5 separate regions of the Mus musculus genome follow, and regions 2, 3, 4 and 5 are each linked to region 1. A link is a loop called in an ENCODE intact Hi-C map of the cell type or tissue named here. Cell type or tissue: heart. All regions are shown on one strand. Region 1 overlaps Gm2449 (a long non-coding RNA gene). Region 2 has its middle 17 kb from the start of Scn5a. Region 3 overlaps Exog (endo/exonuclease (5'-3'), endonuclease G-like). Region 4 overlaps Scn10a (sodium channel, voltage-gated, type X, alpha). Region 5 holds the start of Exog (endo/exonuclease (5'-3'), endonuclease G-like).

Region 1 (5,000 bases):
CACAAATCCGTACTGTCCTCAGCCACAGCCAGAGGCACTTTCTGTAGCAAGCAGCAGTTGATGCAGAGACTGAAAATGCTGAGACTAAGTGACTGTTGGGTGTCTCGGGGAACTCTGAAAAAAAAATGGCAGAAAGGATGTAAGAGCTGAGAAATGGGCAGAGCCTGTGGAATACTGTCTTTCAGATGGTACAGCCATTGCCCCATGTGCTGCTATGGTTATCTGCAGAAGACCTGTAAATATTCCAACACGCGGCACTGAATGAACTCTGGGTTCTTAACACTGAAAAGGAGAGGACATGAGGGTAAGATGTGTGGAGGGTTCCTAGAGGAGTTGGGGAAGGACATAGGGGTTCCTGGAGGGAGTAGGAGGGGTTTCTTGGGGATAAAAGAAGAGCTGAGTTGGGGGTTGCACATGGCCAAGGTGTATTGTTTACACATATGAAATTGCCTAAGGGTAAATGAAAGACACTGTGTTAAAATGGTCATATAGTGTTTAGCATGCTTGACGGGTAGTAAGCTCACAATAAAAATTACTGCCTCTCAGAATGAGATGGGCCGCTGATGTAGATCAGTGGTAACTAGTTAGTACACTTCAGGCCCAGGTTCATAACAAATAAACACATAGTAAAATAAAAGTACAAAACCAGGCAGAGCCTTGGTTTACAGCAACCACTTTCTATAAGAGATTAGTGTGTAGTTTGGATATTTAAAAAATGGTGTGATGGGGAGCTGGAAAGATGGCTCAGAGGTTAACAGCACTGGTTTAGTTCCTAGCACCCACATGGCAGCTCACAGCTGTCTATAACTTTAGTCCCTGGGGGTCCAACACCCTCTTCTGGCATGCTCAGCTACTGCACATATGTGATTTGTAGATATACATACAGGCGAAATACACATAAAATAAAAAAAGGAAAAAAGCCGATGTGGTGATTTCAATGAGCAATGTCCCCATAGCCTTAGGTTTGTGAACACTTGGTCCTGGTGGCAGTGCTGTTAGGGGAAATGGTGTGGCCCCGCCAAAATGTTGCTGTACATCACGTGATCCCTGCCACAAAGGACTCTTAGTCCTCTGGAACCAAAAGCAAAAATAATTTCTTCCAGAACAGAAAAGTAACTAGCACTGGTGGGTTGTTTGTTTGTTTGTTTGTTTGTTTTAGAATAGCACTCCAGTACCCATTTAGCTAAATAGTTTAGTACAAGCTCATCCTGGCTATTATCAGATTCACAGAGAATAAAAAACAGTCTTCTAGTAAGTAAGATACAATGATGCATGATAGGCTGTGAGATGGTTTGCACTGGAGAGTGATGTACCGGCTGGGTGGTGGTGGCACACGCCTTTAATCTCAGCACTTGGGAGGCAGAGCACTTGGGAGGCAGAGGCAGATGGATCTCTGAGTTTGAGGCCAGCCTGGACTACAGAGTGAGTTGCAAGACAGCCAGGGCTACACAGAGAAACCCTGTCTCAAAAACCCAAACCCCAAACCAAGCAAAGCAAGTTGCACAAGCAATTTCAGTAATGTAGTATGAATCCAAACTTGAGACTTCAGAGTTTCTGAGTTTCTGAAATAAAATTCATACCCACTACAATTTGGTTTTTGACTAGCATTTGTGGAAGCTTCAGCCAGTTCAACTTCTGTACACTACATGAAAAGCACATTTGTGGTACTGCTTTAATTTGATTTAACTTATTTTGTTTGTGTATGTATATATGAATACATATACCACGACCAAGGCAACTCTAACAGCAAGTATTTAACTGGGGCTGGCTTAAAGTTTCAGAGGTTTAGTCCATTATCCTCATGGCAGGGAATGTGGTGGCACACAAGCCAACATGGTGCTGGAGAAGGAGCTGAGAGTTCTATATCCAGGGCTACAGGCAGCAGGAAGAGAGAGCCACTGGGCCTGGCTTGAGCATTTGAAAACCCAAAGCTCACCCACAGTGACACACTTCCTCCAACAAGGCCACACCTACTAATTCTTCCTAAATAATGCCACTCCCTGTGACTAAGCTTTCAAATATATGAGCCTATGGGGGACATTTTTATTCAAACCATCACAACACCTGATCCCCTGGAGGTGGAGTTACTGGCAGTTGTAAGCTGCTTATCATGGGTGCTAGGAACTGAGCCCTGGTCCTCTGCAAGAACAGCAAAAGTTTAATCATGGAGACATCTATCTATCCTTGTGAAATGTCAGTTAGATTGTTATTTTGCTCACTTGGTAAATGCAGTGCCCCAGCCCTGCACTCTCTGTGGGTAGTTGGTTTTTCTCCAGAAAGTCTAAGATGATGCTGGAGAAGCTATGTCAAACATTGTATGATGTTTCATTTTTTCGGAGAGACCTGTTGTAAAGGCTGTCTTGGAAATTTCTCTCCCAAGTGATAAGAGGTCCAGGTGTTTATCAGCTAGCTCATTTCTGAACAGGCCAAGGAAGAAAACAGGTCTAGAAACACTCAGTGCTTTTCCACTGGAGGGCAGTAGAGATCCATTTACACTGCCCTGGCTGTCTGTGAGCCACCTTAGATTTTTTTGATAATTACTCCCCCACTGATGAAAAGTGACAATCAAGGTACCTTCACAAGAAACATTTCTGTCAAAATGACATAATAATTATGATGACAGGCTGTGTAAGAATAAAGCACAAATGCGTGCCTGTAAGATTAGTGGGTCCTGTAGCTATGGATTCAATCTACCCTAGATTAACAGTGTTTGAAAAAAATTAATCCTCTGCCAAATTATTTGTTAAACCAATTTTTGTTTTGTTTTGTTTGTCAAGACAGGGTTTCTCTGTGTAGCCCTGGTTCTCCAGGAACTCATTCTGTAGACCAGGCTGGCTCCAAATTCAGAGATCCACCTGCCTGTGCCTCTCAAGTGCTGGGATTAAAGGTATGTGTGCCACCACCAGCTGGCAGATGCAACAGTTTTACCTAGTGTTTACATTTTGTTAAAATGCTCTAGGTGTAACCTAGAGATGGTTTAGAGTGTCTGGATGCTGTGTATCCATTTCATGGAAATTCCACACTGTTTTATACAAGATCCTTGAAAAATCCCAGAATTTTGGTACCCAAGAATCTTGAAACTAGTCACCATGGATACAAGGGATAACTTGATAATTTACCAAGTAACCAAAATGAAAATAATATGATAAGTATGCTGCAAATGTTCCTTTTTTGGCGGTATGGTTTTTACACAGGACTTGAATGGGCTGAGATTTTCTGAAGTTTACTACCCAAAAGTGTCTTGGATATGAGTTTTACCCCACATACGTGAATGTGGCCCAGTGGATGCCCCATCAGGTTATTAAAATGAAGTGTAATTCTGGACCATCACGATAGCTTAGCAGGTGAAGGCGCTTGCTACCAAGCTTGATGACCGGAAGTCATGGCGGCGGAAGGAAAGGAGTGATTCCTAAAAGTTGTCCTTTGACCTACACACCTGTGCTGTGGCATACTTGTGCCTCTGTCCCAGAAGTCAGAAGAAAATTTTAAAAATCAAATTAAGTAAACTTTTGAGCTCCCACCTAATGAAAACGATGGCATCCTCGTGCCCAGTCGTAGTTAACAGGCCTGTGGCTACGTCAGTCTCTTATAAGTCACACATCAATCTTAGACTCACACTGAGGGGGGCGCACCTGAAATTCTGCAGCAACAGTGTTTAGAACCCAGTGTCTCAGAAATGTGGTCCCTCGGGAGTGACAGGCCAGTGGCCTTCTCTTCCATCTGGACTGGGCATCATGAGGGGCTGGGATCCCAGAGCCTGTGGTCTAAGAGCCCGTGGTCCACCCATCAGCAGCCTGGATGCGGTCTTTGGTGGTCATGGTGGTCACTTCTTTCAGAACCTCTCTACTTTCACTAAGTCCTCTTCTGGCCTCTAACGGGAGTTGAGTTGTTTTCTGTTTCCCCACCCAGTCAACTTTCTAATGTAAAATCTTCAATGATTTGGGCTTTGACTGAAGTCCAGATGAGAACCTATCCTTAGGAGCTCCTGCATTTTGCTGGACAACAAAATCCCCTCTGAGGCCAGCATGCTCTGTGGATTGACAGCCATCAGGGGAAGATGAGGAAGGAAGGAAAATTACAAGCAGAACTGAGACACTCTAATGCCTCAACAAATCACCCTTCCATAGATCCTGTTCCTAGTAATCTCCCAGCAGAAACCACAGGCATTCTTTATGCCTCTAAGCACCTTCAAACTGCATTCAAAACCTGGCCCACAAGTCTGGAAATCTCTCTTTGCTAATTTGTTGTACATGAATGCCCAAAGAAGCCTTTGAATGGTAAATGTGGTAGGAGGGGCAGTTTCCATGGCAACAATCCAAAGCATTCCCCCCCCCCCCCCACACACACACACTGCAAGCCAATTAGGTCTTCATTGCTGAGCTGCTGTGAATGAAAAGGTGAAGACAGGGTCCCTGTGCAGGGAGGAGGGGCTGTAAGAACTGAAGGTCTAAGCATCTGGAGCTGCTACATCCTGAACCCACTGGGCGGTGCTACCTGAGCTTTGGCCTCCACGGTTGCTCTGGACCACTTGGAGGAAATACACTCCTGTATACAAAAGAAACAGTTTCTTTAGTAATACAAAGAATGGTTACAAGCTAACAGAATACACTAAAACACAATAGAAAAAAAAAAAAAAAAACGAGCAAAGGGTACAAATAGGTATCTGACAGAAGAAGAGAAGAAATGGTGGAATTTGCATGGGAATGTCCGTAGTCTCATTCATAATGCAGAAAGTACATGTTGAAGGGAACACCACTTTTCTCCTACAGCTCGGAAAAGACCGGACCGTTTAATGAGATGCCGTGCTCAGGCGATGTTTATGCACTTGGAGTGCGAAGGTAAATCAATATAATGCCCAGGAAAGCAACTGAGCAGTTCCTTTTCTAGCAGTTCATCCTCTGGGTGTGCTTACAGTCATTACGGGGAAAGGGTATTCATTGAAGCATTGTTGGATGAAATGTTGGGGACAGATTAAAGGAATGATTGACAGGTCCATCAAG
Region 2 (5,000 bases), 310 kb after region 1:
TCCCCTTTCTATCAGGAAGGATGCTTGGTGAATAGGGACAGCAGTGGGCTGGTGGAAACAGGGGAAAGAAGGGAAGCCCTTAGTTGGTTACTATTCTTATTAATCTGACACCCAGAGGACGTACTTCTGGGCATGTCTGACAGAATTCCTAGAAAGATCTACCCTAGATGTAGACAGCATTCTTGCATGGGGGTTGGGGGAGGGTCCTGCAGTGAATAAAAAGAAGAGAGCAAGCTGAACACCAGCCTCACCCGTCTCTGCTTCCTGACTGTGGGTGCAATGTGATCAGCCACCTTACGCCCCTGCCTGGGCCTTCCTTCCGCCATGGCCAGAATAAACCCCCTTCCTGAAGTTGCTTCTGTCTGGTGTTTTGTGTTTGGCTTTGGCAATGAGACAAGAAATCGACACAGTCATAGGAGAGAGCAGTCTCAGAGCCGGGAAAGACAATGTGTCTAATTCAACTTTGAACCTGGGGAGGGGGGGAGGACGGAATAAGAATGAAAAGAAAAACCTTCCCTGCCTCTAGCTGCTCTGTGCATATTCCTCGTTTACAAAATAGAGCCTGACAAAGAGGTACCCTGGATCTGGCAGGATTTCATAGTGATGATGGTACCGAATACTCTAGATGCCTGCTGCCCTTTCTCGCACTGTGCATCCTGTCTCAGAGTCCCAGTTGTGTGTTCATGATTGAATCTCCAGTGGGTATGGGTTTTCATTTCTCCTTTCACAAGCTTTACACACACACACACACACATACACACACACACACACACACACACACACACACACACACACACGGGGGGGTGGGGGGAGGAAAGGAGCTTAAGCCTAGTGTATTGATGCTCTGTGTAGCCCACCGCTCTGGTCAACATCCCCCGGCAGAGCACTGAGGAGAAAGGATTAGAACTGCTCAGAATAAAGAGTAAGGAGGACTTTCCCTCTAAGTCCCAGTACCTTTACTTTCAGCCTCTCTCCATTCAGAAAGGCCATTTACAGGTCTGAATCTGAATTCTGAATCCGGAGGCTGGTGGTTAAAGATTCAGGGGAGGGTGGGTCCTCTGGTCTTTGATTTGCCTCCTGCCTGATGGGTGTGGGCTTCAGCTGGGCTAAGGTGAGTCCCACAGGGGGAGATCTGCAACGGGATCGTTGGATGCACTTCTCATGTTGACCACTAGTGGGAGCTGCTGGCCAACCTCAGGCCTGACAGGAGCTAGAGGCCAGCCGCTGAGTGGTAATGTGGTTCCTCTGTCAGACCCTCCCGAGTTCATCCCATTCAGAGTCTGGAACAACACTGTATACTGACTTTTTATATATCCTCCAAGGCGTCAGAAATTCCTGGAGCCCCACACTCAAGTCTCAAATGGACAACACCACTGGCCCACAGCCACCTCTTCAAAATCCCAATAAAGAAGTTGCTGGGCAGACCATGATGGTACATACCGTTTCAGGACTTGTGAGGCAAAGACAGGCAGGTCGCTGTAAACTTAAGACCAGCCTGATCCATACAGCAAATTCCAGGTGACCCAGAGATACATGGTGAGACTCTGTCTCAAAACAAAACAAGTCTGCCTCTGGTATGTGTGTGCTCACATGCGTGTGTGCGTGAGCATGCGTGTGTGCATGCTTGCGAGTGTATGTGTGCACATGAGTGTGGGTATGTGTGAGTGTGTGTGCGCTCTGTGTGTGCGTGCGCGCGCTCTGTGTGTGTGTGTGTGTATGTACGCGCGCGCGCATGTGTGTGTGTAAGCACGCGTGCAAGTACATGTATGACCCATGCATATCCTGGCTCCCAAACCCAGAACCCCAGCACCCTTTGAAAGCCAGCACCAGCTTTACCTTCCCAGAGTGTGTGTTTCTAGCAGCCTGACAACGCTGCCGAGAAGGATAACTCCCGGGGAAAAGGACAAAGTGTGTGTGTGTGTGTGTGTGTGTGTGTGTGTGTGTGTGTGTACTTCTGTGTTCCTGCGATAGCCCTAGACTCTGAGGCGCTGTCCTTCACAATAGCCAATGGAAGTAGCCTCTCGTGTTTAACTATGGGAGATGTACTCCCACTGGCCCCGTGCCTTTCCCTTGTGGGTCTGGCTGTCGGTATGCGAATGTATGAATCTGTACCTACATGTACACGGCTGTCTGTCCAAGTGTATGAGTGTTCCGGACAGTATCCTTGTTGGACAGTCCTGTCAGTGTAGGACTTGGTATCCCTCTGTGGTTCAACTAAAAGGCTGAACACAGCTCACAAGGTGAGTGTACGGAGATGCTCGTGTCTATGGGTTTGCTGCTTGTGTTTAATACAGAGTCTGGCGGTGTGTTTGATTTCAGTCTGCTCTCATGTGTCAGCATGTCCACATAAAAATCTGCAATGCATGGGTTTCTGTACTGTCATTGTGTCTCTAGAAATGTGGTTCTAAGTGTCCCGGTGTCAGTGTGTCAATGGATGTGTCTCTAAGTCACGTGGTATCATTAGGTTTATCAGTATGTGTTCCTCAATGCCAGCGTATGTCAATGGTGGCTAATGTTCATGTGCATATCTGTGCGTCGGTGTCTGTATCCCTGTGTGCATGTGTGTCAGTGTGTCTCAGCATGGATGTCAGGTCATGCCCATGTCCATGCACGTGGATAAATGAGGTGTCTGGGGTAGGGTCCCCAGATCATCGAGGAGGGGTGTGTCTGTATACTCTGGTTTGGGCAGTGTGTGTGCCAACGTTTGTCCGTGTGTGCCGGTCCAGGTCTGCGTGGGTGGCTCTCTGTAGCGAGGCGTCCGCAGGTCGGCGTGCGTCCGCTTGTCTGTCTGTCCGTGTCCGCGTGGGCGGCCGTCTCCAGCAGGGCGCGCCCGGGGTCAGAGTGGTGGGCGTGCGCCCCGCCGGGCAGGGTGGCTCTCCTCGCGAGCCAGGCGGGCGCAGCGCCACGTGCGGAGCCCCGGGCGCGTCGCTCTGGGGCGGAGCCAGCCCGGGGCCCCGGAGCCCCAGGCCGAGCCCAGGCGGGGCCCGCCCCCGACCCCGCCCCCAGCCCGAGCCCGCGCCGCCCGCCGAGCCCGGGAGCCCGAGCGGAGCGGCGGAGCCGAGACGGCGGCGGCGCCCGTGGGATGTGGGGATCGCGCCCCCGGGGCCGCTGAGCCTGCGCCCGCTGCCCCAAGCCCTACGCCGAACCGAGCCCGCGCCGCGCTGCAGCCGCCCACCCCTAGGCGCGGGCCGGGGACTAGCAGGTGAGCGATCATCCCCCGTGTCCCGCAGTCCCCCGCTCCCCTCTGTCCGCCGCCGCCGCCCAACTTTCCTCCCCGATGGCCCGGAGCCCCCCGGCCGGGTCCCCAGCCCCCGCAGCCACTATCCCCGAGGGGGGAGGGGCGGGAGAGGCGCAGGTGGCCCGGGCCGGGGTTCCCCTGGTCCTCTCTGATCGCCGCGGGTCTCCTCCCGTCCCCTCTCCTTCCGGGTTCCCCGTGCGCTGTCGAGGGCCGGGGGATGGGGAGATTCGGCCCCGGCTCCGGGACCATCGCTGGCGCAGGCTCGCCGAGGGGCTGAGATTGGGACCCGGATTCCCGAGGCCGGAGACCCCAAGGTCAGAGCAGCGACAAGGCGCGCGGAGAATGTAGCTCTTGAGAGCTGGGGGTGAAAGGGCTGAGCGGGCACTGACCAGGGCTAGGGAGCAGGCCGAGCGCTTCTTTTCCCTGGGCCCCGGGGGTGGAGGAACCAGGCACCTGGGCTATGCCCTGGGTTAGACGAGATCTCTGCACCCTAGGAAGGAATCTGTGCGCTCTATTGGGGGTCAGATCTGCGAGTGTGCCTTGTCTTTGGGAGCTCCCACCACGCCAAGATCTTGGTGCCCTGTTGTCGCCTTGAAGCGGTCGCATCTCCTCCTGTGTCTATGCGCTCTGAGAGGGGAGAGGTCTCTGGACATGGAAATTCGGGAGAATTCTCTGCCCTCCTTGCTTTGACCTGTACAGACTCGCGCACCCGGACAGGAGAGAGAGGAGGTCCCGGACCTCTGCGGTATTTGATCGTCTTTGGAGGTGCCCTGAGAGGAAGTGAAGGTGCCTAGCTTTGTCTGAGTATTGGTGGGGACAGTGACATGGTGGGGACTAGCAGCCTTGGTGCTCATGATGGGAGGAAATGCTCAGGATGCGGCCTGGCTGTAGGCAGGCCTTCCAAACACCTGTTGGAGGGCAGCTTACAAAGATCAGCCATGGAACTCACTCTTGTCTCCGTAGCGACTTCAGTCTAGTGGGACCGTGGGATCAGTGTGCCCTTGGGACCCTGAGCTGCCCCTTACAGCTGTGACCCCCATGCACCATCTAGAGAGGCACAGAACAGGACCTCCATGAACCCCAGACCTTCTGTAGATTCACTGTCTTTCAGAACTAAGGCCCCGGCGCAGCCCAGCCCTCGACCACCCCTCCACTTCTCTACCTGTCCCTTCCCACTTAGAGTTGGCTGTGTGCACAGAAAAGATGGTAATACAGAGGAGAGTGAACTAAAGGCGGGACAGGCTGCTGCCGCAGAAGCAAGAGACAGCTGGGACATGGGACACTAACTAGGTCTTTGCTAGAATGTTGAAGGTTCTGAAACTTTCACTACCACCACATGTAATGAGGCCCATGGGGGGTCAAGAACTTATCCAAGGTCACACAGAATCATTGGACTGGGGAGAACTCTCAGGGTAAAAGTCCCTTGGAATCTATTTCTTGGGGGCCAAATTGGCCCAGAACTGACCAAAGAAGGTCTAAATAGAGAGAGAAGAGTGGCCTCAGGTGCTAAGAACCCATTTTCAAAGCCTGGTGTAGCATAGACAGCTGTCATCCTCTAGAGAGCCTAGTCCCTGTGTGTGGTGGCCATCAGAGCTCCTCTGGAAGAATTCCAGGGTTGACTCACTTGGCATGAAGAGCAAGCATGGAAGAACAGTGGGAAGTACCAGAGACAGCTGGGGATGGGGGAGTGGAGGAGGCTGGTGCCCAGGCAATCCACAAAGAAGAGACTCCTAGGGGCAACCTGCAGCAGTGAAAAAACCAC
Region 3 (5,000 bases), 430 kb after region 1:
CCAATGAGGCAAGAAACATACTTATCTGGCACCATGTGATCCCTGGAGGGAACCACAGTCTCTGGTTAAACCCACAAAACATCTCCATCTTTCCAAGACCCACTGTTTTTTCCCACAGAAATGATGCGAGAAGAGACACACCCTTCTCACCAGGAGGGCTGTAGTGCCAGAAACAGCCGTGGATGCAGGTACGGACTGAGTTACATCCATCTAACTCTGTCTTGACTCTGAGGCACCCTGGATGACTTCTGTTGAATACCAATGGTAAAGATACAGAGTTCTCTGAGCCTCATCTTGCCCACAGGTAAGATGGGACAGCAGGGTTTGCACAGAGGAAGAACAGTCACTGGATTCTCCAACACAGACAGATGGGAGGACTTCAGGGTCATGAGGGAAGGAGCACGTGAGAGCAGAGTTTTAAAACCATCTCAGCCACCTCGGATCCCAGAGAAGGACGACACTGAGTTTTGAGCCCCGAGTCTTTGGAGGATTTTGGTCAGAATTCCATCATTTCTTGAAAATAAACCTGTTGGTCACAGGTGCTCAGTGCACACCGAGACAGACACTAGGACTGCTTTTCCAGCTGGGCGTCCTTTTGCTCCTTAGCCTTCAGTTCCTCCAGCTTTTTCTCATAGCGACTCAGGAAGTAATCGTCAGGTTCCACCCCTGAGCTCTTCAAAGCTTCCAGAACCTTCTCCAGTCTGGCCACAGACCGGGCTCCATCAATCTTCCTCGTGCTCAGGTACAGAGTGAATTCCTGGAAACCCAGGAGCTTGCAGGTGTCCACAGAGCAAATATTCCGGATGTCCCTGCTTCTATCCAGACGGGGGAAAAACACCAGACCTGACATCTTCTCCAGGTCATGGAGGCTCACCTGGAACTCGGATAACTGGGACTGGAACCCAATGGCTTTATTTGGCACCACAAAGGCCCCCAGCGCCAGCGGCTCCGTAGATTCCGGGCTTCTGCGAGCCAGGATCACCTTGTAAAGGTGCGAGGGGACGGCCACGTTGTCCTCACCAATCACCTAAAAACAGAGGAGTCCGATTAGCGCACTGGGCTGTGCCGACACTTCCCAGGTTTTGCTCCCACACCTCTGTAGATGCCATACAGGAAACGGCCTGTGAAAGGCCTCAGTGTAGCATTCAACCAACTGCCAAGGAAAAGGAAAGACATTCAAACAACTCGTAAGTACTGACCAGTTCTAACCAGTCTTTAAAATACTGTTACCTCTGTAAGCGGTGGCTCCAGGCTTTAATCCCAGGACCCTGGAGGAAAAAGCAGGTGGATCTCTGAGTTCAAGGCCAGCCTGGTCTACAGGGTGGCCAGGATAGCCAGGGCTACACAAAGAAACTCCGTCTCAAAAGGAGCAAAATAACGACAAAAAACCATAATGTTACCCCAAAGGGCAGGGGTCACAGTATGTCCACAGGACGGAGGACAAAGGGGTGCCACAAGCAAGCACTGAACTTCCAGTGGGAAAGGGGACTGTCATTTCCTCCTCATTGGCTAATCAGAACTCCTAACGCTCTAAACATAGAAGTCAGAACTGCTGGCTTCAGCACTCCCAGCTCTTACAGTAAAAACAGCCCAAACGCCCCAAGAAACAACAGACAGCCCTTGAAGCTGCAGCCAGACACAGTAGCAACAGAACTTTCTAGATGACCTCGATCGTCGCTCACATGCAACTGCTTTTGTTTAGTTCCAAATGCTCCTGGATTACCAAACATTGAACTTCTAAATTATGCCGTCAAATCAGACACTTTAGGAAAGTAGCCACACAATGAGGAAGGCAGAGGCAGAGAAACAAGCCGCTCTGTAGGTTGGCCGTATTAATGAAATAACAGGATTAAGAAGCCTCTTCAAATGTCCTTCCAATATGCTTAAAAGCCTCCATCTGTTGTCTAAAAAACAAAAGCGGGATGTCCATTTGCTTAATGGCCCCCGATAAAATGACAAGACCCAACTGGGCATGCTCGAAGTGCCCAGAGCAGGCCTTTGCTGCCGTCAGTCGGTTACTCTCCTGTCAGACAGTTCTAGCTGTAGATGAGATTCCCTGTCAGAAGCCCAAATAAGGCAGCGAGATGCAAGCCAAAAAAGAGGTTTTCCCTGATTTTTACAAACTCCTATCTGCATTGCACATAGCCCAGAATTCCATGGTCTGTCTGTCACACATTACCACAGCCAGCTACAGGACTTCAGGGAAGACCCTGCCACAGGATCTACAACAATGCCTTTGAACATACGGAAAGTGGTTGGTTGGTCAGGGCAGAGCAGGGCTTATGAAACCACACTGCTCACAGGTTCGAGATCTCGCTCCCAGGGGTGAGCTGTGCACGAGGACGTGAGACCATCGAAGCAAAGGGATGAGAAGGTAAGCTGGTGTTCACACTCGGGTCACAGAACCCCAGCAGATGCTCTGGGTCCCAGGCCTAGCACTGACCCGAAGCACGGTAAAAAGGTGGTGCAGCTAGGAATCCTGGCATCCAGGTGAAGGCAGGAGGGCCATAAGCTCTAGGCCATCCTTGGCTATACACTTAAGAGCTCGAGGCCAGCCCGGACTACGAATCTCATTACAAAGGAAAGAGGAGGGCACAAAACCCTGAAGCACACTATCTGCAGGAGAGCCGACTGCCACGGCATGTGGCCAGATACTGAAACATGATAAATAATAACAGTAAGGGCTCAGGAACCAAAACTAAGGACATAACTACGATGGAGCCACACTCAAAAGGCGGTAGGAAACGAGCTGCAAACATCCCACAGTGGCTGGTAAGCCAAGTCCTGGCACCACCTAGTGGGCTTTCCATGCCACTGCAACACAGCATGAAAACCCTGGGATCCTTCTATACCATTCTCTTGCCTATGTCTCTCTTGTGAGCTCCCTGTCCGCAAACAAATGGTCATTTTTCACAAATAACTACCTGGTCATCATACGGTATGACCATCAGAACTGCTAACCGAGTCCCCTCACTTCCAGGAAAAGTACCCATAACTGACACCCCACTTCCCGGCTTTACTTGCTTCCGTGCCGTTTTACAGTTTTGGGGTTTTAGACTCATGACAGTTTGAGGATTCCCAGTGCTGCAGTCCAGAGGGCATCAGGGATGCTGGGCACCAGCCTATCCCTCAGCTGTACATCAGTCCTTGACAGAGATCCAATTCACAGCCACAACATGTGACTCTTCTGGCCAAGACCTCCCCACGGGTAAATAGAAAACAAAATCTACTTTCATTTTCTGAGGAGCCTTGTCTGAGTTAGTCTACTTTTTTCTCAGCACACGCAAAAGACACTGTGCCTGCTTGAAAATTAAATAACCCAGTGTCTGTTCCTTAACTTTGGGACTTAGAGCCAGGCAGTGGTGGCGCAAGCCTTTAATCCCAGCACTTGGGAGGCAGAAGCAGGCGGATCTCTGAGTTTAAGGCCAGCTTGGTCTACAAAGTGAGTTCCAGGACAGCTATGGTCACCCAGAGAAACCCTGTCTCAAAACAAAACAAACAAACAAACAAAAACAACAAAAAACTTGAGACATAAATAATCTTAAAATAACTTAGGGTTCTTTTCCTTATAGGTAGCTCAGCAAAACACATAAGCATTTACTTTCAGGAAAGTTACCGCCAGACAATGTCCCTGGAACTCATGCACTGAAGCATGAGGCTGCTGACCAGACAGACACCTACTCAGGGTCCACTTTGTCATAAGCTATAACTTATGTCATAAACTATAACACAACCAGGCTCCTTTCCTCATTTCTAAAACAGCACCAGCAATCCCCAAATGCCCCTCACAGGACTGTACCGACAGCAGACTGATATGGTGAGACAGAGAGAGAGAGAGAGAGAGAGAGAGGGAGAGGGAGAGGGGAGGAGGAGGGAGAGGGGAAGAAGAGGGAAGGGGAGGGGAGGGGAGGGGAGGGGAGGGGAGGGGAGGGGAGGGGAGGGGAGGGGAGGGGAGGGGAGGGGAGGGGAGGATACCAACAGGCAGGAGATAATTGTGAGTTTGAGTTTGGGGCCATCCAGGGCTATATAGTGAGACCCTGATTCCAAAGGGGGTGCGGGTATGATGGTGCATAGTTATAATCCCAGAACCTTGAGGTGGGGGGAGGAGTAGCAGTTGAAGGCCAGCCTGGGCCATATGAGACCCTGCTCAAAACAACAACAACAAAAAAAGATTTCAAAATCATCAAGACCTATTTTTTAAAAAACCTATTTTTTGAAGTGGATGTCATTCAGAAGCCAGGTTTTGCAGTGGCAGAGTGGACACCGTGGGCTCCAGCAAGATTAGGGCGTTAGAGGTCAACATGGAGAAACGAAGTTCAACACAATGACCGCGGACAAAGGCTTGCCGTGGCTTAACAGGAACCAAGCTTTTAATATCAGTACATCAGCAACAAACCTTTTCACAGAAGATTTGGCATACAAGTGCTTTACAAAGGAGATCGCTGTCGCCATTAAAACACTCAGGAACCCTGAACCCTTGTCAAGGCTAACAAAAACTGGAAACTGACCGACTGGAAGTGAGTAGAAAATACAACACATATAACAGCTAGAAGATGGACTCCATGTAAGTTGGTCGTTTCCTAAACACTGGTCAGAGTGCCTCCTTCCTCCCCTCTCAGTGACAGAAACCCGGTACCCGTCATAGCTGCAAAGCCACCCCAGTTTCAGAAGAAGTTGGCAAAAAAGAATAGACTTAGCCTGCTGCTTGCAGTGTCATAGCTATCGTGTCTTGAGTGACGTTAAGATAAATGCATTTAGTGACAGACACCATGTCCAGTAAGACAAGGAGGAGAGGAAGAAAGTCAGACCAAAAATAAAATTGCCCAGACACACTGAGAGACCACGCCGTTAAATGGCAATTACATGGAAGAGAAAAAGAAAACAGGGTAGTTTGAAAACCATGGGATCCATGCACACCTACAAGGACGAGGGGGGGGGGGAGGAGGCACAGATGACACCCAGGAGGGGGAAGTCAACAGGAGTGTGTCGGTCAGCCCTGT
Region 4 (5,000 bases), 240 kb after region 1:
GGGGACAGAAGGCGTGCACAGATGCATATGCTATGCAACCAACACATCCAGAAGACTGGCCTGTTCTATGTGACTTTGCTTGGGCAAGCCCCAAACACTCTCTTCCATTCTGTCTGCCAGGAAGAGGCCAGCACTGTCTCCAGGCTCTTCCATGGCCTTGATAAAGCCTGGGAGGACCAAGCCCTGAGCCCAGTCCTTTCGCTCTCTCTCTCCCTTGCCTCCTTCCCTTGCTGGCTTTTGTTGCCTGATGTTTAATCACCTTTAAGGTCAGAGTTCTCTCCTGGGTAAGACAACTGAAAACCTTCAATGCAAAAGGGAATCTTAAGAGACCATAGATCACTGATCTTAGTCACTGCTATTTTTTTGTCACTTACTGCCAACTGAGAACTACCCAAGCACTTACTCCCATTATACCCATTACACAGATGAGGAAATAGAGGCATGAAAAGGGTGCATTGCCTATTCAAGCTTATGTAAGCTAGGATGTGGCCGAGCTGGCATTTTTACTTTAGTCTTACTACACATTGTAGCTGCTGAACCAGAGTAACTTTTGTTGACATAATTATATAGTGAAGTGTATCCTAGCAGTTACCGCTTGCTCTGTACCCACCACCACTGGAATGGAAGAGCAGATGCAGGGGGGTGGGGGGATGCCTCAGCAGGTAAAGAACTTACTATACCCAAGGACTGGAGGGAGTTTAGACCCCAGCAACCACGGAAGTTCAAGCAGATTGGCCCACCTAATATTCCAGCACTCAGAAGGCTGACATGGGAAATTCCCAGAGCAAGCTGGCTATGAAGTGCAGCTGAATAGGGGAACTCTGGGTTCAAATGAGAGACCCTGCTGAAAAGTGTAAGGTAAAGAGTGATTGAGGAAGGCATTCCGTATCAACCTCTGGTCTCTACATAGACTGATACACATCCATGCACGCACATACACGAGACAGACAGACAGACAAAGACAGAGACAGAGACAGAGACAGAGACAGAGACAGAGAAAGAGAAAGAGAAAGAGAAAGAGAAAGAGAAGGAGAAAGAGAAAGAGAAAGAGAAAGAGAAAGAGACAGACAGAGACAGACAGACACAGAGACGCAGAGAGAGAAGAAATGGAAACCTGAGTTCTTTTGTGTCTTCTCTGAATGTCAGTGGCTCAGAAATTCCCATCTACAGTGCTCAAGAACAGACAAGAGGATCTGCTGTTTTCTTCCTCCTCCGTTTTCTCTTCCTTCTCCTCCCTTTCCTCCACCTCTTCCTCCTCCTCTACCTTCTCCTCCTCCTCCTTCTTCTTCTTTAATGTTGTTTTCAGACAGGATTTTGTTGTATAGTCCAGCCTGGCTTCAACCCTGAGATCCTCCTGCCTCAGTTTCCTGCAGGCTGGAGTTACAAGCATGTGCCACCACACCCAGCATGCTTTGCTATCTTGCAAACAAGATTTTTCTTGCTGCCCTTGTCTTCATGTCCCTGGGCAGAGACCTCACAGCAGTGAACACTTGTTCCCACCCTCAGGTCTTTACTGTGTTTTTTACAATGGAGATGGCCTTCAAGATCATTGCCTTCGACCCCTACTACTACTTCCAGAAGAAGTGGAACATCTTCGACTGTGTCATCGTCACCGTGAGCCTGCTGGAGCTGAGCACATCCAAGAAGGGCAGCTTGTCTGTGCTCCGCACCTTCCGCTTGGTAACGTCTTCTCTTGGCCACTTGGGAAGCTCCCATTCAGGCTCAGGGAAGCTGACCCCGAGGGGACAGGCACTGTGTGTCTGGGGACTCTACCGGTGGTTCCCAACACCCTTCCTATTCTCGTGGGAGCAAGGCAAGCCATGGTTCTGAAGAACCTAGAGACTCAGTTTGGCAATTCCAGTTTTTCACTGATGTAATGTGGGGTGGTTGCTCTCTTTGTCCCTCCATCTCCTTGTTTGTACCAAAAAGGGACTTCGGAACAGCATTCCATTCTCTTACCACACAGCAGTCCCAGCAACAACGTTGGGACATTTTCAGCCAACATTTTCTGAATATGTGGCTCAGCCATAGTACTACGTAGGCTCTTGAAATAATAAGATTCATTTTATGCTCCCAACCCTGAGAGACCATTGCTTTTAAAGTCCTCAGGATGAGCCAAACTGAGACACACCATCTTTAAATGATGAACTCAGTGTTTGTCGAACGCCAGGACAGCGAGCTAGTGTATGACCTGGAACTCAAATCCACGTTGCCTGACTGCTGAGTCTCAGCTCCGTCCCCCCTCAAAAAGGCTTTCCCTTATTTCTTGGTTGCCCAATTCAGAGCCCAAAACTTCACCCACAAAAGCTTGCCTCCTCTTAGCCTCCACAGGCGCCTCTCCAAACTCAGCTCCAGGGCGCCCTCTACTGGAGGCATTCCTCCACTCAATCACTGGTCTCCATGTCTGCCCTCCACACCACCACAAATGCTTCCATCAGCCACCTGTAAGTGAGGTCACTAATGAGAGTCTGAGGTTACTGATGTCCTCAAGTCCTCAAGCCATCTGGAGGATTCTTGGCATTTCAGTGACTCCTAGAAGCCAGCAAGGGACTTGAATAGCTAGGGTGGCCATTCCCAGGATACGCCATAACGCAAAAAAAAAAAAAAAAAAAAAAAAAAAGACTGAAACTGGCATGTTTGTTAGCAACTAGAGCCAGTGGACACTGTGTCCTTTGGAGGCTCAACCAGGTCTCTCCTGTTCTTGTGAGAGGGAGGCAGGGGAGGGCCTCCTACACACCTAACTTCTGATTATGACATGCGAGTCCATTCACAATTCCCTAACCTCATCCCCCAATCGCGCGTGCAGGCTCCCTTCCATGTTCCCAACAGCCTGGTGAGATTCCATGCTCTGCCAGCCAGTATTACATTATCAACAAAAACCCAGCCCCTTCCCTTTACCCCACAGCTGGAGCTGGCCCTGAACTGTGTGCATTCCTGGGTAAAGAGACACAGCCGAGACGATCAGTTGGGTGGTTTTAGTCTTCAAAACTGTTTTAGTCAAGCACATCCTGCCTCCCTATAAGCACCCCCCAGACCAACAGTTTCTACTCTCATGACCACCTTCAACTGGCAAGGGCCATTTGTCACAAATAGTTCCCCAGTGGAGTCCCCTTGAAGTCCTTGTGGCGATTGTGAGGCTCCAGCAAGCCCCGCCCCTCTTCTCCCTGCACTTTTCTCAGCCACAGGCCTGGCCACCCATCCTCTGCCTCAGACACCTGTTCCCAGGTCTTCACCTGGTTTGGCTGGTCTTGGCCTTCTGGGCTGACTCATCCCCTCTCCACAGAGGGCCTCCCACACTCTGGTATCTGAACCTGGCTTCGCTCTTCAAACCAAGCCGCTCTTTTGAGATTATAATGCCATATCCTGAGAGTTCATAGGGCTAAACCCAGGGATTTCCTTTCTGCCATCCTACTCCAGACACTGAGCACAAGCTGTCTATAAGGAGAGACTCAGTAAAAATGTTGGGATTGGTTGAGGAAAGGAAGGAGAAGAACAAGAGAGGAAATCCCATGTAACTCTTTTTGCCCTTCCCCGAATGCCACCACCCATCTTGACGTGATTTAAGGTAGGCTCTGCCACTCTATCATTGTGCCAGTACCATACCATCTTAGTTACTGCAGCTTAGAACATGTCTGTGCCTGTAAACACAGTCGCCTGCTGTGGTGGTTCACTTTCTTTGTCAACTTGACTGGATTTAGAATCACCAAGGAGATATACTTCTGAGTGTGTTTGTGAGGGTGCTTCAAGGAGGTTTAACTGGGAAGGAGCGCTCGCCCTGCCTGTGAGTGGCAGGTGGAGGGTGGGGCAGACAGAATAAAAAGAGGGATGCTGAACTGCAGCAGCCCTCTACACTCCCTTCCCTGCCACCCTTCCCCCCCCACCCCCCGCCCGCTGAGGACTCTGATGTCACTGCCTCCGTGCCTTTCCAGCATAATGGACCATGTTCCCTAAACTCTCTTAAGATTCTCCCTGCTAGGTATTTGATGACAGCCGCGAGAGGAGTAGCTGATACACCCACCTGGTTTTACTCTAAGAATATCCTGGCCCCTGCACTTCCGTTACGGTTGGAGAAACCGGCTATGTCCACAGCAACACAGACACAAACTCTTGAGTCTTCTCTTTATTCAGACTGCAATAATCTAGCCGTCGATTTAGGAAGGGCTATAAACTCTGCATTACATAATCCTCTGACCTACAGAGGCAGTAGTACCCTCTCTGCCTAGCTCGGTCCCTCGAGTTTTATAATTTTCCATCCTTTTCTCCGCACAGATCTTACATATTTTGAAATAGTCTTTGCTAATTTTAACTAGCATTTTGATAGTCAATATCTTTGCACCAAGACATCCCCTTTCTTAATTCTGATGATTCATCCATAGAGTCTTTTAGATTTTTCAAAATGATCGTATCATGTGCAAACAATACATTTTGTTTTTCCTTTCTAACCCCCATGCCATTTGATTCTAACTATGTGACCACACTGGCTGGGACATCTAGTACCCTGCTAAAAAGAAGTCTTAGTAACAGCCAGCCTCATTTTCTTGGCTGCTAAGAGATACTTTCAACATTTCAACAAGTCTGACATTTTTGCAGGTTTTTCTTAAATGAAAAACTTATCGTGAATAGGTCTTTAATTTTACCAGACTATTGTTCTGCATGTAAGATAATCACATTAATAATTAACAAAGATGCATTGCATATTTCAAAGCAGCACAAGGGAGAATTCTAAGTGTCACCAGAAAGAAGTGACGAACATGCATGCTAATTACCCTAATTTGATCTTACACATTTGGACACAAACAGAAACATCGCCTCCTGTCCTATATGCATAATTTTTTCATGTCAGTCAAAAAGCAAAAACATCAGATTGATTCTACCCCTAAAAGAAAAAGGAAATCACATTAAGAGAACCATGTAGGGGCTAGGGAGAGAGCTCAATGGTTAAAAACATATGCTGCTGGTGTAGAGGACCCAAGTTCAGTCCCCATTAGGTGGCTCACAAC
Region 5 (5,000 bases), 450 kb after region 1:
AGATCTCTGAGAGGGATGAATGTTGGTAAGCAACGTGGCAGTTAGAATGAGAATGGCCTCCACAGGCACATATACGTGCATGCTGGTCCCCACCTGGTGGACCTGGTGGAGAAGGATGAGAAGGATTGGGGGGGCGGGGGAGTCACTGAGGAGCTGTGCTGCTGGGAGTAGGCTTTGAGATGGCAAAGCCCCATGCTAAACCCAGTCTCTTCTTTTCCTGTCTCTCTACCTGTGGGTCAGGATGTAGCTCTCAGCTGCTTCCCAGAGGGCAGACAAACATCACTTTCAACGTGTGCTATGAGGTACAAAGGTTGAAATTACCAACAGCCCTCTTGTTTTAAACACGGAAACCCTTTCATCAGCACCCGTACATTCTCCCCAACCACCTACCGATGATCTTGTCCTTGGATATATGCTCAAGAACCCATCTGGGCACCCGTTTTGCCTGATCGTAAGACAGGGCGTGGTTAGTGTAACGCCTCGTCTCTGTTCCAGCTAAAGGAAACCCAAACTGTTCCAAGACAGCTTCTTCTGCAGATTCTAAGAAAGAAAGAAAGAAAAAAGAGGGGGTTATGAACAGAAAAAAAGTAATTATTCTTATTAAGAACAAAGGATTCTAAAGACAACGGTGATGTCTAAAAACAACTGGCTCAAAAGTCTCTCCTAGGAGTCTGACTCCGAGTCCTTGGGAGGAGGAGGGAGTCTAATCAAATAGGCCTCATCTTTGCCATAATTTATTAAGTCAAAGAAAAGAGTTTAGCAAAATCCTCCTTTGCCTGTCCTCGGTCGGGTATTCACAATGAGCTTCAGCTATGGGGGTACGCGTTTGGTTTGGGGGCTAGGGAACAAACGTAAGGTTACTCATAACTAACTTTGAAGTCACTCCGTGGCCTAGGCAAGCCTTAAACTTTTGTTCTTCCTGCTCCTGCCGACCACACGTGGAATCAACAGGCATGTGCTATTACATAATTAAATAAAACCTGGCTCGAGGCAGAGCACAGCTCAATGACAGAGCTGTGCATGGACTAGGGTACGGGCCCTGGCTTCACTCCTGGGACCAAAAAGAAATAAGAATCCAATCTCACTAGTTTTCCACATTAGTTTTCTAAATCTGTCTGTACCACAAACTGTGTGTATGGGGGGTGGGGGGAGAATTCAAAGGAAAACCATAGTGCTACAAGTATAAAAGTGAATGGGAACGTCTTGCGACTAATAGAGACAAAAATGGCCATCATTTTAGTTTTTCATCAACATGATATATCAGCTGCCAGGTTAAGTATCCATTTCGTTTTTTAAAAGACCTTAACTCCAAGAGTGGGTGCACACACCTGTTTCTCCATGTCTCATGCCTGGCTGGGTCACAGTGAGTACTGGCTCAAAGCAAAAACAGAGCAAACAAGCCCACCCACACTGTCCCTCACTGATACTTCCCCAGTGTTTCAGTTCAAGGAAAGACAGACTGCAGCCTTCACTGCAGTGGGGCTAAGAAACTGACACTTCCTCCTAGAGGACTCAACCCGGAGCTGCTTCCAAGTGACTCCTCCCCATGCCTCCCCAGAGCAGTCCTCTGGCACAATGGCAAGTGTCAAAAGAAGCGGGTGGTTCAGCACGTCCTGGAATGAGATGGGTCTGTGCTCACTTCTCTGTCTAAAGATAAGATGCCCCGTAAATTTAAGGATGTACATACTAGGAAGACTGGGTAGCAGATATTCTTTACGGAAACGCCTTCAAACATTCTTGTTGTGATGTTGTCAATTTGACAGAATCTAGAAACACCTGAGAAGCAGGCCTCCGGGTATTCCTATGGGGAGAGGGGGAATCTTGGCTGTATTAAATGATATGGGGATCCCCAGATTAATTATGGGCTGGGCCATTCCCTGACTGGGATTCGCACTGTATAAACTGGGAGAAAAGGGAGCCAAAAGGCAGCACGTTCGTCCGTTTCCTGACAGTGGAGGGACGTGGCCACATTGTATAAACTGGGAGAAAAGGGAGCCAAAAGGCAGCACGCATTCGTCCGTTTCCTGACGTGGCCAGCTGCTTCGAGCTCCTTCCCCGCCACGATGGGGTGCACCTCGAACGGGGAGCTAAAACAGACCCTTCCCTTAAGTTGCTTCTGTCAGGTATACGTTGTCACAGCAACAGGAAAAGAAACTAAGACACTTACTGAAGGCCAATTCTGTACCAGGCACTGTGCTGCACCTAAGGTGGAGAACAAACAGAGTCTCAGCTCGGGGTGGAGCTAAGGATGGAGGGGTGGTGACGTGTGAGCCCGCAGCCAGGTGAAGAATTTGGGGGAGCAGTGGGGAACCGAGCCGGCTTAGGCTTGCAGACTCACCGTGTGGCTGCCTCGCCAGCTTCGCGGATTCCGCGTCCGGACGCCGGAAAAACTGCAGCGCCGTCAGCCCCGCTCCCGCGGCGCCCACTACAGCCCCGGCCAAGAAGCCATTCAGAAATCGCCGCGAGTCCCTGAGACGGGAAGCGAAGCTCTTTGCAGCCATGACTCGCGGGCGCCAGCACTTTGTCTCTGCCACGCATGCGCACGCGGGGGCTCCGAGGCCGGAATGGTCCAATCGCCGGCTCCGGAACCAGGCGCGCATGCGCCATCCCGAACCGCCTCCCAGAGGCCTTCGCTGCTGAGGGTCTCGCGCGTCCCCTAGAGTCCAGCAGGGGAGGCACGCCTACCTCCATCCCTGGTCCTGGCCAGTTAATGGATGGGTTAAGTGTCCTAGCTTGTCAATTTAATGGTGTGTGTGTACTGTCCTCTGAAGAAATTGTCTTTAGTCCCATTTAATAGTGAGTAAATGCTTGTTCATGATCCATCAAAGATCTCCTAACCTGGGATCCAACTCGATGTGATTCCAAAACCTGTACCCCATTGGACTGTTTGGGGCACTTGCTTCAAAGTCAAAATACACATCAGAGTGTTTGTACCACCTATCGAGTTTCCTGGGAAAACAGTACTCAATGGTAGCCAGAGACTCTGGATGGGCCAGAGCTCAGAAGTTAAATCCTTACCAAACTAGTCCAGTGTGTCAGTCCATGTTATCTCTTTTAATTTGTGCCTAGACAAGCAAGATGGTTCATCAGTAAGGGTGCTTGCCACCAAAACTGACACTTGAATTCAGTCCCTGGAACCTACTTGGTAGAAGAGGACTGACTCCTGAAAGCTGTCCTCTCACCGTCACAGGCATGGGCTTGCCATCCTACATGCACAGGTATGTACAGCCAGACATAAATAAGTCGATGTAATAAACTGTAATTGGGCTTGGTGGAGCCGATCTGTAACCCCAGCGCTAGCAAAGACAAGGAAGGAATTTCTGAGCTCCAGATCAGCTTAGACTACATAGTGAGTTCCAAATGAGTCTCAGCTACATCGCAAGACCCTGTCTCAAAAAAGAAGTTAAAATCATCATCTTAGACGATAGGGATTCATCTCAGGACTAAGGTGGTATACACGGGATGCATGCCGTCAAGTAACACTGTAAATGTTAGCCACTTTATGGGACCTCTCAAATTGGTCTTAGACAAAATTGATGGGCAAATGCCCACTGACAAAGGGAGAACATAAGGTCCAGAGAAATGGCTAAGTGATTAAGAACACTGTCAGCTCTTCTAAAGGGTCTGGGTTCAATTCCCAGCACCCACATGGTAGCTCATGACTGACACCCTCACACCAATGCACATAAAATAAAATTAAGTAAATTGTTATTATTTTTGTTTTTTTTTTTAAGACAGGGTTTCTCTGTGTAGCCCTGGCTGTCCAGGAACTCACTCTGAAGACCGTAAATTATTTTTTGTAAAAAGAAGAATATTCGTGTTTAATAGACTCCCACTCAGATCAATGGGTCTTCACCTGGCAGCAGTCTCCAGCTTCCCATAAAAAGAGCATTGGCCTGAGCCAGGCTGACTCCATGACAGGCTGCAAACCAGCAGTTCAGGAGACTAGCCCTGAGTTTCTACTTCCCAGACTGGGCAAGTCAGTTACTGGGACAACCAGGCTTACATAAAAGGGACCCCTCCCTAGCTTGCAAAAGAATCGTTAGGCAAACTTACAGCTAGGAGATCAAGAGCTGCCCCCTCCTTGGCATGAAGTTTGCTTGAATGGAGACCCTAACTAATCATGGCATCACCCAGACCCCCAGAGATAGAACCCACCAATCGTGATATAGATCACCCAACCTTCCCTAATGTTCCTCTTTTTGGCTTTAAAACTGCATCTTTGAATTCAGTCGGGGTCCTTCCATCTCAATGGAATTGGGCCCCTGCATGAAGGAATTTGTTCAATAAATGTTCTTTGCTTTGGCATACTGTGAGTCTAGGATATCATTCTTCGGCAATTCATGGGCCCTAACACCTGCATGGACTTATATTTGCTGGTGTGGTTGCCCACTTCTTTAGCCCCAACACTTGGGTGACAGAAGCAAATGGATCTCTGAGTTCAAGGCCAGCCTGGTCTACAAAAAGGGCTGATGTTTGCGCAACTGGACTGTTATCCAGAGCCACTTAAGAGCTTTCTAGCAGGTGCTTGATGCTGAGGTGCCGGAGAAATAACGAAAGCACAGGTCCTCAAAAGAATAACATAATCCTGGTTTCTCTCACCTGGTACAGAAGACAGCTTGGCAAAGCAGCCTGCTGCTTGCTGCAAGGTCTCTCAGGACCTGTGACTAATTTGTTTAAGTGAGAAGTGGTTTTTTTGAGCCCACACTTAGCCATGCGCTGCCGAGGTCATCTGTGAAACAAAACTGAATCCCAGGGTGTTTCCGATCCACTCACAAGAATCCTGCTCAGCCTAGTTCCAGGACATCTAGGGCTACTAAGAGAAACCTTGCCTCAAAAAACAAACAAAAAAAAAACAAGAAGAAAGATAGATCTTAAAAAGTAAATTATTTTTTTAAACAGGAGCCGGACGGCAGCAGGCATTGGTCCGTTTCCTGACAGTGGAAGCGACGTGGCCAGCTGCTTCGAGCTCCTTCCCTGTCACGATGGGGTACACCCTG

The links. Peaks named below come from ENCODE experiments on the same cell type or tissue, not always from the same donor. Only the 100,000 strongest peaks of a DNase experiment are listed, where the experiment ranks them.
Region 2: a loop joins it to region 1, with 2.6 times the contacts of the local background. A loop is called at or near these places in 2 of 42 quality-filtered maps.
Region 3: it touches region 1 in a loop (5-fold over the local background); 19 of 42 quality-filtered maps call a loop at or near these places.
Region 4: a loop joins it to region 1, with 19 times the contacts of the local background. A loop is called at or near these places in 16 of 42 quality-filtered maps.
Region 5: a loop joins it to region 1, with 4 times the contacts of the local background. A loop is called at or near these places in 5 of 42 quality-filtered maps.

What each region holds. Positions count from the first base shown.
Region 1 is chr9:119,888,372-119,893,371 of GRCm38, reverse strand. Gm2449 (a long non-coding RNA gene) reads left to right here. Exons shown (of 7, transcript XR_871350.2): 3 at 186-304; 4 at 4,770-4,838. Among named protein-coding and RNA genes, the nearest start is that of Wdr48, 4.0 kb to the left of the region's middle. In heart, a CTCF peak has its summit at 2,465 (motif pointing right); no DNase peak of the experiment used is centred here.
Region 2 is chr9:119,577,051-119,582,050 of GRCm38, reverse strand. It overlaps a transcript of Scn5a not described here. Among named protein-coding and RNA genes, the nearest start is that of Scn5a, 17 kb to the right of the region's middle. In heart, no CTCF peak of the experiment used is centred here; DNase peaks (open chromatin) are centred at 1,180, 2,890 and 4,840; H3K4me3 peaks cover 2,500 bases; H3K27ac peaks cover 1,854 bases; H3K27me3 peaks cover 4,635 bases.
Region 3 is chr9:119,458,403-119,463,402 of GRCm38, reverse strand. It overlaps Exog (endo/exonuclease (5'-3'), endonuclease G-like), which reads right to left. Exons shown (of 6, transcript NM_172456.4): 6 at 1-1,027. The coding sequence ends at 566. Among named protein-coding and RNA genes, the nearest start is that of Exog, 16 kb to the right of the region's middle. In heart, no CTCF peak of the experiment used is centred here; a DNase peak (open chromatin) is centred at 2,902.
Region 4 is chr9:119,644,718-119,649,717 of GRCm38, reverse strand. Scn10a (sodium channel, voltage-gated, type X, alpha) reads left to right here. Exons shown (of 28, transcript NM_009134.3): 15 at 1,507-1,680. Among named protein-coding and RNA genes, the nearest start is that of Scn10a, 72 kb to the left of the region's middle. In heart, a CTCF peak has its summit at 2,375 (motif pointing left); no DNase peak of the experiment used is centred here; H3K27ac peaks cover 171 bases.
Region 5 is chr9:119,442,489-119,447,488 of GRCm38, reverse strand. It overlaps Exog (endo/exonuclease (5'-3'), endonuclease G-like), which reads right to left and starts at 2,529. Exons shown (of 6, transcript NM_172456.4): 1 at 2,339-2,529; 2 at 391-540. The coding sequence starts at 2,501. In heart, a CTCF peak has its summit at 2,669; DNase peaks (open chromatin) are centred at 1,531 and 2,578; H3K4me3 peaks cover 1,604 bases; H3K27ac peaks cover 1,121 bases.